2 separate regions of the Mus musculus genome follow, and region 1 is linked to region 2. Evidence: chromatin loops called from intact Hi-C (ENCODE). Cell type or tissue: heart. All regions are shown on one strand. Links, peaks and the distances in the headings refer to the core of each region. The heading gives the core; the rest is flanking DNA. Region 1 has its middle 8.3 kb from the start of Slc6a3. Region 2 holds the start of Tert (telomerase reverse transcriptase).

Region 1 (9,289 bases), core at 1,734-6,733, 99 kb before region 2:
GAAGTCAAGGTATCATTAACAATAGGTGGTATCATAGTGTGTGTGAGTGATCCACAAAATTCTATCAGAGAACTCCCTTTTTAAAAAAATGATTTATTTATTTTATGTATATGAGTACTGTAGCTGTACAGATGGTTGTGAGCCTTCATGTGGTTGTTGGGAATTGAATTTTAGGACCTCTGCTTGCTCTGGTCAACCCAGCTTGCTCCAGTCAGCACCACTCTCTCAGTCCCTGCCCAAAAGATTTATTATTATACATAAGTACACTGTATCTGTCTTCAGATACGCCAGAAGAGGGCGTCAGATCTCATTATGGGTGGTTGTGAGCCATGTGGTTGCTGGGATTTGAACTCAGGACCTTTGGAAGAGCAATCAGTCCTCTTAACCGCTGAGCCATCTCACCAGCCCATACCAGAGAACTCCTATAACTGATAAACAACTTCAGCAAAGTGGCTGAATATAAAATTAACTCAAAGAAATTACTAGAGCCCCCCTTTATAGAAATGATAAACAAGCAGAGAAGAACTTAGGGGAAAAACACTCTTCACAATAGCCACAAATAACATAAAATATCTAGGTGTAACTCTGAGCAAACAAGTAAAAGATCTGTATGACAAGAATTTCAAGATCCTGAAGAAAGAAATTGAAAGAGATATCAGAAGATGTAAAGATCCTATGTTCATGGTTGATAGGATTAACATAGTAAAAAAAAAAAGCCATTTTACCAAAAGCAATCTACAGATTTAATGCAATTCCCATCAAAATTCCAGCACAATTCCTTATAGACCTTGAAAGGGCAGTTCTCAACTTCATGTGGAAAAGCAAAAGGCCCAGGATAGCTAAAATAATCCTGAACAGTAAAAGAACTTCTGAGGAAATCACCATCCCAGACTTCAAGCTGTACTACAGAGCAATAGTGATATAAAAAACCCTGCATAGTATTGGTACAGAAACAGACAAGTTGATCAATGGAATAGAATTGAAATCCAGAAATAACCCCACACATCTTGATACTTGATTTTTGACAAAGAAGCCAAAACCACATAGTGGAAAAAAGAAAGCACCTTCAACAAACAGTGCTGGTCTAACTGGATATCTGCATGTAAAAGAATGCAAATAAATCCATATGTATCACCCTGCACAAGACTCAAGTCCAAGTGGATCAAGGACTTCAACATAAAACTGGATACGCTAAACCTAATAGAAGAGAAAGTGGGAAATAGCCTCGAACACATTAGCACAGAAGGCAACTTACTGAACATCAATAGCTCAGACACTAGAATCAATAATTAATAAATGAGACATCATGAAACTGAAAAGCTTCTATAAGGAAAAGGACACTACCAACAGGACAAAATGGCAGCCAATAGATTGGGAAAGGATCTTCACTAACCCTACATCTGAGAGAGGGCTGATATCCAAAATACATAAAGGACTCAAGAAGTTAAATTCTAACAAACGAAATAACCCAATAAAAAATGGTGCACAGAACTAAAGAGAGAATTCTCAACAGAAGAATCTTGAATGGCTGAGAAGCACGTAAAAAAAAATGTTCAACATCCTTAGTCATCAGGGAAATACAACTCCAGAACTGTCCTGAGATTCTACCTTACACCAGTCAGAATGGTTAAGATCAAAAACTCAAGTGACTGGACGTGCTGGCAAGGATGTGCAGCAAGTGGAGCACTCCTCTATTGCTGGTAGGAACGCAAACTCGTACAGCCACTCTAGAAATCAATCTAGTGGTTTCTTCAGAAATTAGAAATAGTTCTACCTGAAGAGCCAGATATACTAGTCCTGGGCATATACCCAAAAGATGCTCCACCATACCCCAAGGGCACATGCTCAGCAGCTTCATTCATAATAGTCAGAAACGGGAAACAACCCAGATGTCCCTCAACCGAAGAATAGATACAGAAAATGTGGTTCATTTACACCATGGAATACTACACAGCTATTAAAAACAAGGGCATCATGAATTTTTGCAGGCAAATGAATGGAACTAGAAAATATCGTGAGTGAGGGAAACCAGACCCAAAAGGACATACACGCTATGTACTCACTTACAAGTGGATATTAGCCATAAAGGACAGGATACCTGTGATACACCCGACAGACCCAAAATAAGAAGGAAGCCCCAAGCAAGGATATTTGAATCACACTTAGAAGGGGGAACAAAGCGGTCATAGGAAGCATAGGGAGGGAAGTAACTGGGTGGAAGAGAGGAGGGCAATGGGGAGGCAGGATTAGGTGTGGGGAGAGACAGGAGAGAGACCTTGATGATCAGGAGACTAAGTGGAAAGCTGCACCTACCAGGGGGAGAGGATCTCTAGGAAGTCCCAGAGACCTGGGATAGGGGAGGTTCCCAAGAGTCAATGTGGGTAGCCAGCAGCCAAGGTGTCTAACAGTAGGGACATGGAACCTGAAGAGGCCACCTCCTGTAGCCAGGCAGGACCCCCAGTGGAAGGACAGGGACAGCAACCTATCCACTAAACTTTCAACCCCAAATTTGTCCCATCTAAAAGAAATGCAGGGTGGAGCAGAGACAGAAAGAAATGGCCAAATTCAAAACCCATCCCATGGGCAAACATCAACCCCTGACATTATTAATGACACTTGGTTATGCTTGCAGACAGGAGCCTAGCATAACTGTCCTCCGAGAGGCTCTACCTCCCAGTGGACAGAAACAGAAGCAGATAACCACAGCCAAACAGACAGAGGTTGGGTACACTTATGGAAGAGATGGGGGAAGGTTGAAGACCCATAAATAGATGAGAACTCCACAGGAAGACAGAGTCAACAAACCTGGACCCCTAGGAGCTCTCAGAATCTGAGCCACCAACCAAAGAACATACATGGGTCTGAATGAGGCTCTCTGGCACATATGTAGCAGACAGGCAGCTCAGTCTTCATGGCTGTCCTGTCTGGCCTCAATGAGAGAGGATGTGCCTAATCTGACAGAAACTTGATGTGCCAGGGTTGGGGGATAGTCAGGGGCATCCCACCCTCTCAGAGGAGAAGGGCAGGGGGAATGAGGGGGAGGGACTCAGTGAGGGAGGGACCAGGAAGGGGAGCACCATTTGGGATGTAAACAATTAATTAATTAATTAATTAATTAATTAATTAAAAATAAAAATAAATGTCATATCAAAAAAATGAAATAAAGAAAAGAAAAGCAAAACAAAAACAACAAACAATGAACAAAACAGGATCATCCTATCTGTGAGAAATTCACACCGCTGAACTTACATGCCAGCAAGTTCCCAGAGAAGAAGGGAGCAAAAAAGTTGTCCAGGGAGTCATTATTCTAGTATGATGCACACTCTAAACTGTCTAATGAGAAGACAGTAAGAACATAAAGGTAGCTCCCTACTGGCTACAGCAATGCTCACAATTAACACCAAAGGGACAATAACAGAAAATTCAGCCAGAAGAAGGCACCCTTCCAAGGTGCAAACAAGAGCTAGAAATCAAGAGACATCTGCAAAGCATGGAATGGAGAGAAACTGCTGGTTGGTCAAGCTCTGCCCTGCAAAACCAGCTTACAACACAGAGAAATAGGCTTCCAGACCCAGGAAGCTAAGCAGACAACTCATCCCCGCAGTCTCCCAACCTGGAAGCAAGTCCTTCAAGCACAAGATAGGTGAGAGCATTTGGAAGTTTGGGTTCATAATGATGAAAAATAAGAAGTACTTATGGAGATAGTAGAAAACCTTGTCTGCACCATCTAAATGTCTTTTAAAGAGTGGTCATCTCTTGACAAGTTGGGCAATGTATTCTTCAGTACAGCAAAATATCTGGTGCGGATGGCACAAAAACCCAACAGGGTGCACCCTGGTCAAGTGCTTCCTTCACAAGTGCTTCCTTCACAAGAGGCTAAAGCACGGGGTCTTGGACAGCAGACACCATGATCTGGAGCGTGTGCGTGCTTACCCTAAGCAGCAGACAGAACAGCCTAACAAGGAGACAGTGGGAAAAGGCCGGGTGAAACAAAACCCACTCAGTTTGAAAAAGGACCAAGACGACACAGAAGAAAAATAGAAAGTCAAGAGCAAGCTCGTAGACATTAAGTGAAAGGAGCTCTCCCTCCTTTTAATGGTACCTTTTTAATGAACGTCTTAGCCAATCCCAGACCCACCAGCACATAGAAACTCCACTAAGGGGCAAATGTTGCTTATCTTGAAGAACAGGCTCAATCAATGTAGGCATTACTCTCTTAATCAGAGCAGAGACCCTCAGCAAGATTGGGTTTGTTGATGATCAGAAAAAAAAAAGTGAGGGGGTGTCATTAACCATCACCCAAGGTAACAGCCACTCCTTCCTGTGCCCTGCAGCCCCAGCTCTATGGAATTCTGGGCCAGTATATAGAGAGGATGCTATGCAGCTCTTGGGAGGCTGCTACCCACATTGGATTTTCTGAGAGTGCAACTACTCAGGGTGACCCACACGTTTCTAGGTAACTCCTCACCCAAGCATCTGTTAAGACACTGTGCTGATTGGTTCATCAAACTGGACTTTGGTGGAATCATTTCTTGTTCTGTGGTCAGGGCCCTATTTGGGATAAACAAGTGTTTATTTCCACTTCTCTGAGAAGAGTCACACAACACCAAGGAGTCCTAACAGGAAGGAGTGGCAGAAGAAACCTGCTTACCTCCTGGCAGCCAGGAAATGAAGAAAATGCCCCCACTGGGGTGGGCTCTGTTCCTTTATCCTAGCTTATAAGATTCTGCCATGAAGACTGAGGTAGCTTTCTCTCCTTTTAGCAATCCCTGTATAAATTCCTGCCCAGTACTCAAGATGGCAATCCATTATTGTCTTAGTCACTGTTCTATTGCTGTGAAGAGACACCATGACCAAGGCAACTGTATTTTTTAATTCTTTCTTTCATATATTACATCCTGACCAACATTTCCCTTCCTCCCAGTCTCTCTCCCCACCCACTCCTCTTGTTTCCCTTCAGAAAAGGGCAGGCCTCCCAAGGATATCAACCAAACATGACATATATGAAGTTGTAATAAGACTAGGTACCTCCCCTCATATTGAGGCTGGACAAGGCAACCCAGTAGGAGAGCAAAGATCTCAAAAGCAGGCAAAGTTGGAAATAGCCCCCACTCTCTCTGTTAGGGGTACTACAAAACCAAGAAGGTATACAACACGGTATACATGTGTAACGTGTGTGCAGAGGGGCTAGGTCAAGCCCATGCAGGATCCCTGTTGGTCAGTCTAAGTGAGCCCACATGAGTCCAGGTTTGTTGATTCTGTGGGTTTTCTTATGGTGTCCTTGATCCTTCTGGCCCCTACAATCCTTCCTCCCTTTCTTCCACAGGACTCACCGAGTTCTGCCTAATGTTTAACTGTGGGTTTTTACATCTGTTTCTATCAGTTACTGGATGGAGCCTCTCTGATGGTGACTGAGCTAGGTTCCTGTCTATAAGTATCACAGAGTAACATCCGTATTTGGTTCTATCCTATACCTCTGGGCCATCTGTCCTCTGGTTTCTGGTCCTCCAGTCAGTGTCAGGGGTGGGCTCCTTCCCATAGCATGGGTCTCAAGCTGGACCAGTCATTAGTTGGCCACTCGCACAATTTCTGTGCCATCTTTACCCGAGCATATCATGCTGGCAAGACAAATTGTACGTCAAAGATTTAGTGGCTGGGCTGGTATCCCCATCCCGCCACTGAAAGTCTTGTCTGGTTATAGAAGACAGCTGGTTCAGGTTCCATATCCTCCATTACTAGGAGTCTTGGCTAGGATCACTGTATTAGATTCCTGGGAACTGTCATTGTACTAGCTTTCTACCTCCCTCTCAAACTTAACCTCAGTTCCAGTTGCCTCTCCCAGTACTCTTTCCCTCCATCTTCCCCTAACCTGATCCATCCTGTTCCCAATCCCTACTTGCCCCCCCCCACGCCACTTCCCCATCTACTTGCCATATCTATTCTATTTTCCCTTCCCAGGGAGCTCCTTGCATCCCTCATGCCCTCCTGGCTTAGCCTCTCTGGGTATGTGGATTGTAGCAAGATTATTCCAAGACAATTCTTATAAAAGAAAACATTTAATTTGTGGCTTGTTTACAATTTCAGAGGTTACTCTATTATCACCATGGCACTGGAACATTAGCAGTGACCTACTGATCCACAGGGAAAGGGAGAGGGAGAGGGAGAGGGAGAGGGAGAGGGAGAGGGAGAGGGAGAGGGAGAGGGAGAGGGAGAGGGAGAGGAAGAGAGCATCTGGCATAGACTTTTGATGACTAATATATGAGCCTATATATCCTGCCTTAGTTAGGGTTTCTATCAATGTGAAGAGACACCATGAGATTCCAACTCTTACAAAGGAAAACATTAATTGGGGTTGGCTTACAGGTCCAGAGGTTCAGTTCCTTATCATCATGGTAGGAAGCATGGCAAGCATATAGGCAGGCATGGTGTTGGAGAAGGAGCCAAGAGTTCTACATATGGACCAGCAGGCAGCAGGAAGAGACAGACACTGGGTCTGGCTTAGCATTTAAAATCCCAAAGCCAACCCACAATGACACACCTCCTCCAAAAGACCACACCCACCCCAAGAAGACCACACTCCCAAATTACTACTCTCTATGAGCCTATGTGAGCCATTTTTCTTTCTTTCTTTTATTTTTAAAGATTTATTTATTTATTTTATGTATATGAGTACACTGTAGCTGTCTTCAGACACACCAGAAGAGGACATCAGATAACATTGCAGATGGTTGTGAGTCACCGTGTGGTTGCTGGGAATTGAACTCTAGACCTTTGGAAGAGCAGTCAGTGTTCTTAAACACTGAGCCATCCCTCCAGCCCCAAGCCATTTTTCTTCAAACCACCACATAAGCACCACCTGTTTTCTCTTTTCCTTTTTTTCCTTCCTTCCTTCCTTCCTTCCCTTTCCCAATGTTGTTCCATTAGAGAAAGTTGATTGTTCCTCCCCCATGAATATAAATGACAGTTATGTTGTTAACATTTACCCAACTGGCTGGGTTTACATTCATTCATTCATTCATTTTTTAAAAAAATAAAAAATAAAACAAAATATCAAATCAAACTCAGACAAAACACACAAACAGAAAGAAAAGAGCCCAAGAAAGGGCACAAAACCCACTCATTTGTATGCTCAGTAATCCCATAAAAACACTAAACTGGAAGCTATAATACTTATGCTGAGAACCTGGTACAACCCTGTGTATGCTGCTTCAGTCTCTGTGAGTTCATGAGAGTTTTGCTCATGTTGATTTAGAGGTCCTTGTTCCCTTGGTGTCTTTCCACCTCCTATTCTGTGGGGTTCCCTGAGCTCTGAAAGAAAGGATTTATCTTAGGGTTTCCATTGCTACAATGAAACACCATGAGCAAAAGCAAGTTGAGGGTGAAACTTACACTTCCACATTGCTGATCACCACTGAAGGAAGTCAGGACAGGAACTCAAACATGACAAGAACCTGGAGGCAGGGGCTGATGCAGAGGCCATTGAGGGATGCTACTTATAGGCTTGCTCCCATGGCTTTGTTCAGCTTGCTTTCTTATGGAACCCAGGAGCACCAGCCCAGAGATAATACCTCCCACAATGGACTGGGCACTCCCACATTGGTAACTAAAATATATTACAGCTGGAATTCACGGCATTTTCTTGACTGAGGCCCCGCTCTGATGACTCTAGAGTGTGTCAAATTGACACAAAACCAACTAGTACAACTGACCCCTTGTCAGCTTGACAAACACCTTCCTTTCTTACGCATCTCCAAGATCTCACCTTAAAAACATAAATAACGTAAAAGTCCCACCGTCTTAACAAATTCCAAACACGTTAAAATGTCAGTCCCTTTAAAATAGCCAATCTCTTTCAAAAATCCAAAGTCGTTTAAAATTCAAAATCTCTCAACTGTGGGTGCCAGTAAGATACTTTCTTACTTTAAGATGGAAAAATCATGGCATAGTCACAATCAAATAAAATCAAAACCAAATTTGAACTGTCCAATGACTGGGATCCACTAGTTATCTTCTGAACCCCTCCAAAGGGCTTGGGTCTCTTCTCCAGCTCTGCCTTCTTCTGTGTCACACACAGCCTGTCTTCTAGACTCCAACCGGCTCCACTCCATAGCTGCTTCTGTTCATACCATAGTACTGGTGTCTCCAAATCTGATCCCTTGCTGCAAGTGGGTTGCATTTTCACTAACAGCCTCTCATAGCTCTCTTCCTGGTGCTAAGCCTCAGCTGCTCTCCATGACTCCTTCAAGATTTCAAAACCAGTACCACCTGGGTAACTTACACATTACCAAGTCCAGCTGCCAGCATGAGGTATACAGCCTTGGCTATCTCTGGATCACAGCTGCTCTGTGCTCTCATAAAACACTTCCCAGAAGATTTCACCTCAGTGGAGGTGGTCTCATCTTAATCATCACTAAGTTCTTAGCTCCAGCTAACCAGCATCAATTTGTCGTCTCAGTAATGCAAAGGTTTCACTTCAGTGGTGTTGGTCTCTTGTTAACTGTGATTGGTTCTTCAGCCCCAGCTGACAAAAATAATAGAATCTTAATTCAAAATGGCAAATGGCCTTGATAGAGTCTAAACTTTCCTTTGAAACTTCACAAGCCAAGCCTCCATCTTCTGCTCTGCTTTCAACATTCTTATCTTCCAAACTCAAAAAAAAAAAAAGCCAAACAAACAACAACAAAATAGTCCAAGGAAGTCTCAAAACTCAATGGCTTTTCTAGCCAAAAGTTCCAAAGTCCTTCCACAACCCCCCCCCAAAAAAAACATGGTCAAATCTATCTGTCACAGTACTCCACTCCTGGTTCCAACTTGTCTTGGAAACACCCTTGTTAGGGTTTCTATTGCTGAAAACAAACAAACAAACAAAAACCCAAAAATCCAAAACCAAAAAACCATGACTAAGAAGCAAGTTGTGGAAGAAAGGGTTTATTCACGTTACACTTCCACATTGCTGTCAGTTCATCACTGAAGGAAGTCAGGACAGGAACCTGGAGGCAGGAGCTGATGCAGAGGCCATGGAGGGGTGCTGCTTACTGGCTTGCTTCTCCTGGATTGTGCAGCCTGCTTTCTCATAGATCCCAGGACTACCAGCCTAAGGACGAAACCACCCACAATGGGATGAGCCCTCCCCCATTAATCACTAATTAAGAAAATGCCTTACAGTTGGAGTTTTTTGAAGGCATTTTTCTCAGTTAAGGCCCCCTCCATTCAGATAACCCTAGCATGTGTCAAGTAGACATAAGACTAGTCAGCACAGTTGGTTATTCTTACAAGCTTGGTGCCACCA
Region 2 (9,289 bases), core at 1,627-6,626:
ATATGGGGACATTACAAAATGTACTTTCATGTTGCTTAAATCATTTTAATTGTCAACCACATCAAGCTAAATAATGCTTTGAGGTTCATAACATTTGGAGATTATGTCTACACTAGCAGAGAAGGCACCAATAACATCCCAATTGCTAGATTCTCATAGAATCATGAGTCACAATGGCAGAGACAGGTTCTGAGAGTGTGTCCTTGTTGTAAACAGTATGCTCTACAAACTAAGTTGGCTGCAATATCACTAGGCAGTGTTGTCCCATAAGACAACTATCACATATGTGGTCCAGTGATGACCAAAGCATCTTTTAGCATTTTGCAAATGAAGCTCAAATCGAATATGACTAAGCTCATGCAGTACAAATCAAAGGTACACTGGGATAGTTTAAAAGATACATACTTGTACTGGTTAGTTTTGTGTCAGCTTGACACAGCTGGAGTTATCACAGAGAAAAGAGCTTCAGTTGAGGAAATTCCTCCATGAGATCCAGCTATAGGGCATTTTCTCAATTAGTGATCAAGGGGGGAAGGCCCCTTGTGGGTGGGACCATCTCTGGGCTGGTAGTCTTGGTTCTATAAGAGAGCAGGCTGAGCAAGCCAGGAGAAGCAAGCCAGTAAAGAACATCCCTCCATGGCTTCTGCATCAGCTCCTGCTCCCTGACCTGCTTGAGTTCCAGTTCTAACTTCTTTCAGTGATGAACAGCAATGTGGAAATGAAAGCTGAATAAACCCTTTCCTCCCCATTTTGCTTCTTGGTCATGATGTTTGTGCAGGAATAGAAACCCTGACTAAGACAATACTATAAACCCTAAAAGTTGTAAACCAAACACATGTGTTTCCATTAAGCCATCGTAGAACAATAAGTACTCAACCCCAAGTCACATAACTATAATCCCAGCCTTTGAAAACCGGGATCAGGAATTCAAGGCTAGCCTCATCTATATGTAAGATTAAAGCCTGTTTGGGCTGCATGAGACTTTGTTTCAAAAAAAAAAAAAAAAAAGCAAACAGGCAAAAACAAACACAAGACAAGACAGATGTAAAATGAAGGAGGGGTAGATGGGTCAAGTAGAAAATAGCATAGGAAACGAGTCAAGTATAGAAGAGGTGGTAGTAACCAGATCATGCAGAAGGACTCAAGGCCATCTCCTCACAGTGGCTTAGGTAGGCCTTCCTCTGCTCTTGAGCAGGGGCAGAGTTGCCGCTTTAAGGAGGGGATCAGTCACCTTTAAGAACTGAAAAGCTGAACAGTCTTCTCAAGTCAGAAGCCAGTGGCTTCATCTTACACCTCTCTTCCTTCCCTTGCTACTCATATTGGATCTGATGATTTGCCCAACTTGGAAGAAACATCTCTTCTGAAGGGTTTCACAGACACCCCATCTTTCCGAGAAAGGACCGCATAGGCTGGCCATCCCTGTGCTTACAAAAGGAATAATTAAGAAACTTAATTCCATAAGCAAATACAACCTTTCCAAGCCCCAAGTGGATGATTTTATCTTACTGTTTTTTTATATCTCATCAAATAACTTCCAAGGGCTCAAAAATCCAAAGATGTAAAAAAGGAACTGAGCTCTGTTTGCCAAGCCATGAGGATTAAATAATGACATTCAAAGAGATTTTTGTGCCCTAAGTACTTTTTATTGGTTTTCATAGATGGTTTAATGTGCAAGATGAAGCAAACAGAGATGGGAGTGGTATCAGCATGGATTAAGGTGGCAGTTGTGAGGGAGGGGTACTGAGAGAACAGGACAAGGTAACCTATCTAAGGAGAGGCCAAGTTGGCAAGTGCCAGGGACTTCTAAGCCCAGAACTAGTACACATTCCTTAGGTGCTGTTTGGGAAGTCAGGGAGTCACCAGCCTTGGGATCTATAAAAGTGCATGGTGGCATTCACTCACATACTTCCTGAGCTGTTCGATGTTGATGAAGTCGTGGGTATGAGACTGTTGTGTCAGTGACAAACTATGTAAATGAGAATGATTGTTTCCATCTTGACCACTAAGACGTAAACCGGTTCCAGTGATCTCCAAACATGGCAAGCTACAGCAGAGCAGCAGCCCCATCCAGAGCCTTGCCCTGGTTCTGAATGGGGGAGAATCCAGTGGGAGTCGGTTGCTGCCAGCATGTTGGGGTAGAAGGCTGGAGCATGACAGGTCCCCGAGGATTTCCTGCTTCCTATATGGGTAGGGATACTTGAGGTCCTCTCTTCTACCTCCTTCCCTGCAGGGTTTATAACCTCTACCACTGTCTGTCTCTGGGATAGCTCCTAGGGTGCAGCCCCTCCCCAAAAAGGCCTCTCCCTGGCCTCATGTCTCTAAGAACAGCTTTCTAAAGCAGGCCTGTTACACAAAGGCTCCCTTTTCCTGGCTTCATCGTTGCTGGTAGACAACTTCCACTCGTTTTCCACTTCAGTTTCTTCTACTCTGTTGTTATTTGATTCTGATGCTTGAACCCAGGGTTGTGTAGTCAGCAAGTGCTACCCCCTCCCTCCTCTTCTTTGTTTTTTTGAGGCAGGGTCTCATTTTGCCCAAGTGGACCTAAATTTCAGCATGTAGCTGGCCTGGTTTTGAATGCCTTCTCATCCTGCCTCTACTTCCCAAGAGTAGCTTACAAGTGTGCACCACCATGCCCCGCGATATTCTTATTTTTGAGACTGTTTTCTATGCTGGTTTCTTTGGGGAACTACACTAAGGTAGCTTACAAGTGTGCACCACCATGCCCCGCGATATTCTTATTTTTGAGACTGTTTTCTATGCTGGTTTCTTTGGGGAACTACACTAAGGTAGCTTCATTGTTGGCATAAATTTCTCAGTTCAGGCCCATATCTCCTAAGTAGCAGAACTAAGCAAATCTCAAACAAACCCCTCAAAAAGACTGATGTCCACTAAACGGACTTCTAAAATAGCTCCTGTAATCCTGAGCATTTACAAGGCGGCAGACCTCCTATAAGGGAGTAAATATGAAAACGCGCCTGTTCAAATGCTAGGTCGGTGGATAGAAGCAATTTCCTCAGAAAGCTGAAGGCACCAAAGGTTATATTTGTTAGCATTTCAGTGTTTGCCAAACTCAGCTACAGTAGAGATCACAGATTCCCTATTTCCCAGAGATTCAAAATTCAGCAGCCCCTCTCTAACTATGGCTCAGAGTCGTGTCATTACATATGCCCCAACAACAACCCCCACCCCTATCCTACCCCCGCCTCACACGTGCAAGTACTATCACAGTTGCCAACCTAGCAGAGCTGCCATCCTAAGGTCGAGGTCGCCGCTTTGGCTGTGTGCACAGGCAAGCGCCCTCACCCAATGGCCCTGGCCTTGCTATGGGTGCGTGAGTTGAGATGATGCTCTGGACTCTGAGGTGAAGGCCACTGGAACAGTGAAAAAAGCTAACGCAGGGCTTTTACCTAGTCCCCTTCCTTTGGTGGTGGGTGTTTACGGAACATATTTGGGATCTGAGTGTATGGTCGCACCACAATAAAGCCTTAACCTATATAGTAGAATTTCAGCTGTAATCATTAAGAACTGAGATTGCCACCACCCACCTCACTGTCTGTGTCAACCACAGCAGGCTGGAGCAGTCAGCTCAGGAACAGGCAAAACCTTAGGTCCCTCCGCCTACCTAACCTTCAATACATCAAGGATAGGCTTCTTTGCTTGCCCAAACCTCGCCCCAGTCTAGACCACCTGGGGATTCCCAGCTCAGGGCGAAAAGGAAGCCCGAGAAGCATTCTGTAGAGGGAAATCCTGCATGAGTGCGCCCCCTTTCGTTACTCCAACACATCCAGCAACCACTGAACTTGGCCGGGGAACACACCTGGTCCTCATGCACCAGCATTGTGACCATCAACGGAAAAGTACTATTGCTGCGACCCCGCCCCTTCCGCTACAACGCTTGGTCCGCCTGAATCCCGCCCCTTCCTCCGTTCCCAGCCTCATCTTTTTCGTCGTGGACTCTCAGTGGCCTGGGTCCTGGCTGTTTTCTAAGCACACCCTTGCATCTTGGTTCCCGCACGTGGGAGGCCCATCCCGGCCTTGAGCACAATGACCCGCGCTCCTCGTTGCCCCGCGGTGCGCTCTCTGCTGCGCAGCCGATACCGGGAGGTGTGGCCGCTGGCAACCTTTGTGCGGCGCCTGGGGCCCGAGGGCAGGCGGCTTGTGCAACCCGGGGACCCGAAGATCTACCGCACTTTGGTTGCCCAATGCCTAGTGTGCATGCACTGGGGCTCACAGCCTCCACCTGCCGACCTTTCCTTCCACCAGGTGGGCCTCCAGGCGGGATCCCCATGGGTCAGGGGCGGAAAGCCGGGAGGACGTGGGATAGTGCGTCTAGCTCATGTGTCAAGACCCTCTTCTCCTTACCAGGTGTCATCCCTGAAAGAGCTGGTGGCCAGGGTTGTGCAGAGACTCTGCGAGCGCAACGAGAGAAACGTGCTGGCTTTTGGCTTTGAGCTGCTTAACGAGGCCAGAGGCGGGCCTCCCATGGCCTTCACTAGTAGCGTGCGTAGCTACTTGCCCAACACTGTTATTGAGACCCTGCGTGTCAGTGGTGCATGGATGCTACTGTTGAGCCGAGTGGGCGACGACCTGCTGGTCTACCTGCTGGCACACTGTGCTCTTTATCTTCTGGTGCCCCCCAGCTGTGCCTACCAGGTGTGTGGGTCTCCCCTGTACCAAATTTGTGCCACCACGGATATCTGGCCCTCTGTGTCCGCTAGTTACAGGCCCACCCGACCCGTGGGCAGGAATTTCACTAACCTTAGGTTCTTACAACAGATCAAGAGCAGTAGTCGCCAGGAAGCACCGAAACCCCTGGCCTTGCCATCTCGAGGTACAAAGAGGCATCTGAGTCTCACCAGTACAAGTGTGCCTTCAGCTAAGAAGGCCAGATGCTATCCTGTCCCGAGAGTGGAGGAGGGACCCCACAGGCAGGTGCTACCAACCCCATCAGGCAAATCATGGGTGCCAAGTCCTGCTCGGTCCCCCGAGGTGCCTACTGCAGAGAAAGATTTGTCTTCTAAAGGAAAGGTGTCTGACCTGAGTCTCTCTGGGTCGGTGTGCTGTAAACACAAGCCCAGCTCCACATCTCTGCTGTCACCACCCCGCCAAAATGCCTTTCAGCTCAGGCCATTTATTGAGACCAGACATTTCCTTTACTCCAGGGGAGATGGCCAAGAGCGTCTAAACCCCTCATTCCTACTCAGCAACCTCCAGCCTAACTTGACTGGGGCCAGGAGACTGGTGGAGATCATCTTTCTGGGCTCAAGGCCTAGGACATCAGGACCACTCTGCAGGACACACCGTCTATCGCGTCGATACTGGCAGATGCGGCCCCTGTTCCAACAGCTGCTGGTGAACCATGCAGAGTGCCAATATGTCAGACTCCTCAGGTCACATTGCAGGTTTCGAACAGCAAACCAACAGGTGACAGATGCCTTGAACACCAGCCCACCGCACCTCATGGATTTGCTCCGCCTGCACAGCAGTCCCTGGCAGGTATATGGTTTTCTTCGGGCCTGTCTCTGCAAGGTGGTGTCTGCTAGTCTCTGGGGTACCAGGCACAATGAGCGCCGCTTCTTTAAGAACTTAAAGAAGTTCATCTCGTTGGGGAAATACGGCAAGCTATCACTGCAGGAACTGATGTGGAAGATGAAAGTAGAGGATTGCCACTGGCTCCGCAGCAGCCCGGGTGAGCATGGCTGGTCTCCAGCTGAATGCATTAGGGGCCCAGAAAAGGGAGACAATGGGTGGCAGTAACCCAGGTCCCCAGTGGTGTGGTGGCTTTATGCAGTCCGTGGTTGGATGAGTTCCATCTTATGGTCTCTGACTCCAAGCTCCCTCCAGCTCGCCTTGCACAAACTAAGATTCTTGTCCAAGCCCTGGGCAGGTTCTCAGGGCTGGGGACATTGTGGTGAACAGATAAGCAGACGGGGAGCATGGTGGATAGGAGTTCTGGCACAGTGCACCAGAGAGAGTCTGGAAGCGCTAGTGAGAGCTAATGTAAGGGCCCGTGGTTCGCCAAAGAATGATAACCCCGGACTCAAATAGTATGCCAAAGCAAGGAGCATTTCATTCTGCAGAAATCAAGCATGCAGGTGGGGGGGGGGGGTTGCTCTCATTCCAAGATGGAGAGACAACCAAGTATAGATTTTAAGGGGATCGGGGGCCTTTATCTTACTCCATCTCTAGGGGCATTCCATTACTGGGGCATGGGGTTGGAGGTTGGAAACTGTTAATGGGGAGGTCTGGAAACTTGCTGCCCCATTGTCCTTGCTTCAGGCTAGGTAGCTGAGTAGCTTCTAATGGCAGGATAGTTTCTGACTAGCTGTCTAAAGTCTGGGGTGTTTGTTTTTTTGTTTTTTCTAGTAACTTACTTGCCTGAACTTGCTCAGTTTTTAGGCCTGGTCTCCTGGACTGCCAATTTGAAGCCTATTAAGGAGTCAGCCTGTCTCACTACTCCAGGTTATCTATAATCCCCCTGTAGAACGGTACCTCACTGATAACAATGACAGACCAACATAGGAACCCACTATCCTTGTGGTGCATGAGTTTCAAAGGTTCTTCTGGTCCTCCCAGTGTGCAGATCCATGCTTAAGCTATGGTCCTCCCAGTGTGCAGATCCGTGCTTAAGCTATGGTCTTGCAGCTGCTCGATCTACAAAGGGTAGGGTGAACGAAGGAAAGATAAATGAAAAAAAAAAAACTGTTTCCTACAGTGAAGATCGCTGCCCCATCTTAGCTATGAGAAGGGACTGGGGAGTGGAGCCTGGTGCATAAAAGAGGATTGTGTTACTTGGAAGGCTGCAGAGCCTGGACTCCTGTGCCCTCCTTGCCTGGTTTTCTGGGTTTAATGTTGAGGTTGGCCCTCTGTAGTCACTACCTGACCCCTTCCCTTTCAGCCAACCCTCCGGTTACACCCTGTGCATGTATGGAAGGGGCCAAACGCCCTATCCTGCTCTCCCTTCCCCAAAATTCTTAGGATATTAACAACTTATGGGGAAAAGATGGTAGAGCTATGTTTACCCACCATGTACTTGGGAAGCTCCGAAGTAAGCTTTTAAAAGTACATGTCTGGCAGAGTATTGTGGCAGACACCTAACCCTCCCAGCACTCGGAAGCAGAGGCAGGTGGATCACTGAGTTCAAGGACACCTGGCCTACCAAGTCCAGGCCAGCCAGGGGTCTGCTAAATAGAGAAACCCTGTCTCGAAAACAAACAAGCAAAAAACATACCTGCCCTGGGGGTGATAGGGTACACCTTTAATCCAAGCACTCAGGTGGCAGAGGCAGGCGGATCTCTAGAGTTTGGGGCTAGCCTAGTCTACAGAGTGAATTCTAAGGCAACAATGGCTACACTCCGAAACCTTATCCTAAAACAAACCTTATCCTAAAACAAACAGAACATTCCTGACTCTCCAGCTGCAGCACAGAGCCTGTGTGGCCAATGCAAGTCTTCCCACCTGCTGAGTGCTGACATCTCATTCCTTCAAGTCTCTCTGTCTCCCTTACCCACAGCTGTCAGTATCAGTTGCCCAGGGTTACGGAGATAGCCCTAGAGGAAAGGAGATACTGCAGCCCCTCAGCATCCTGTCTCCTCAGGTAGCAGCTCTCCTTATTCTGGACACAGGCTCCTTCCTGCTTAGACTGGACTTTGCCTGTCCTTGCAGTTTACATCCAGTTTTATGATTGCCTTTCCAGACTTGTTGGAACATGTCTCTTTTCTGCTCCAAGAACCCCTTTGACCTTCAGTTTGTCTGTAAAAACTTAAGCATGCTCTCTGTTAGAGTTTTCCTTGGAATTTTATTCCTGTCTCTTCAGGTTCATTCTGGCTCACCACCACCACCACCCCCCCCCCAACATTATACATCATAGGTATTTGGCTACACGTTTCCTTCTGGATACTGCCTTAGCTACACCGAGTGCTTCTGTACGTGGCCATTTTGATATCAGTGATTTTTTTTGATTTTTGTTTTGGAGACATCGATATATTCCAAATGTGTGAAATATTTTGAATTTTCCTTGGAAATTGATCCTCAATTCTGTGTAGAAGTCTGCATAATACCAGTTATTCAAAGGTGCTGCAAACTTGTACCTCTGCACAGGCAGTTTTTCTAAATGTTCACTGTATTTCTGAATCCTGAGATTTTTTTTTGTGTCCACTATGTCAAATATATACAGGAAAAGTCCACGTCCCTTCTGGTCATGAAATAAGAAGAGGGCTACTTTGGTTTCTCGCTAGTCGGCTGGGCTTATTTCTTCTTACTCTGGTGGTATTTACATGCAATGCTGTTAAGTGTACGTACTAGTTACAGATTTTTATTCATTTTATGTTTATTTGTTTGAGACAAGATTTTAGCGCCAGGCAGTGGTGGCACACGCTTTTAATCCCGGCACTTGGGAGGCAGAGGCAGGCGAATTTCTGAATTCAAGGCCAGCCTGGTCTACAAAGTGAGTTCCAGGACAGCCAGGGCTACACAGAGAAACCTGTCTTGAAAAAAAGAAAAAAAAAAGATTTTACTAAGCAGTCCTAACTGGCCAGTGACTTGTTTGTAGATATGACTGACCTTGAACTCGCTGAGAGTTGCTTGCCCATGCCTCCCAAGTGCTGAGATTTAAGATATGAGCTACCACACCCAGCTGGAGTTTTATCTTTCTGATTAGAGAATCTTTGATTGCCAGGGTATTAATTATGCAATTTTTTGAACGTAAAAGAGGTTTTTGTTGTTGTTTAGGTTTGGTTTCTTTCTAAATATCTCAAGCTGCCCTCAAATTTGCAACCAACCCATTCCTCTCAGCTTCTGGGGAAGCGGGGACTACAGGAGTGTAAGCCTGCCGTTTCTCCTCTACTCAAACTGAACCGGGCTGGCTTTGCTGATTCCCTGCTATGAATTTTTTTTCTTTTCCCTTTAAGTTTTGCTTTTAAGATTTCTGAATTCTGGAGCTGAAGAGATGACTCAGTGGGTAAGAACACTGACTGTTCTACCAGAGGTCCTGAGTCCAATTCCCAGCCACCACATGGTGGCTCACAGCCATCTGTAAAATGGGATCTGATGCCCTCTTCTGGTGTGTCTGAAGACAGCTACAGTGTACTCATATGCATAAATAAGTATTTTTTTTTAATTTTTTTAAAATTTTCTGAATTCATAGAATTTAGATGTGTCTTTTCACAGTATGCAGGTGAATTTTTTTATAGACTGTCGTGCCAGTTTGACAGTCGTCACTTAGCTGGGAAGCTTAGCTTCTCTCTCTCTCTCTCTCTCTCTCTCTCTCTCTCTCCCTCTCTCCTTCCCT

Evidence for each region. Peaks named below come from ENCODE experiments on the same cell type or tissue, not always from the same donor. Only the 100,000 strongest peaks of a DNase experiment are listed, where the experiment ranks them.
Region 1: it touches region 2 in a loop (2.9-fold over the local background); 27 of 42 quality-filtered maps call a loop at or near these places.

Annotation. Positions count from the first base shown.
Region 1 is chr13:73,523,806-73,533,094 of GRCm38, forward strand. No RefSeq gene overlaps it. Among named protein-coding and RNA genes, the nearest start is that of Slc6a3, 8.3 kb to the right of the region's middle. In heart, for the core only: no CTCF peak of the experiment used is centred there; no DNase peak of the experiment used is centred there; H3K27me3 peaks cover 1,828 bases.
Region 2 is chr13:73,622,986-73,632,274 of GRCm38, forward strand. Tert (telomerase reverse transcriptase) reads left to right here and starts at 3,926. Exons shown (of 16, transcript NM_009354.2): 1 at 3,926-4,263; 2 at 4,366-5,689. The coding sequence starts at 4,045. RefSeq lists a promoter at 1-4,015 and enhancers at 3,685-3,704, 3,845-3,865. In heart, for the core only: a CTCF peak has its summit at 3,769; no DNase peak of the experiment used is centred there; H3K4me3 peaks cover 1,372 bases; H3K27ac peaks cover 1,070 bases; H3K27me3 peaks cover 1,131 bases.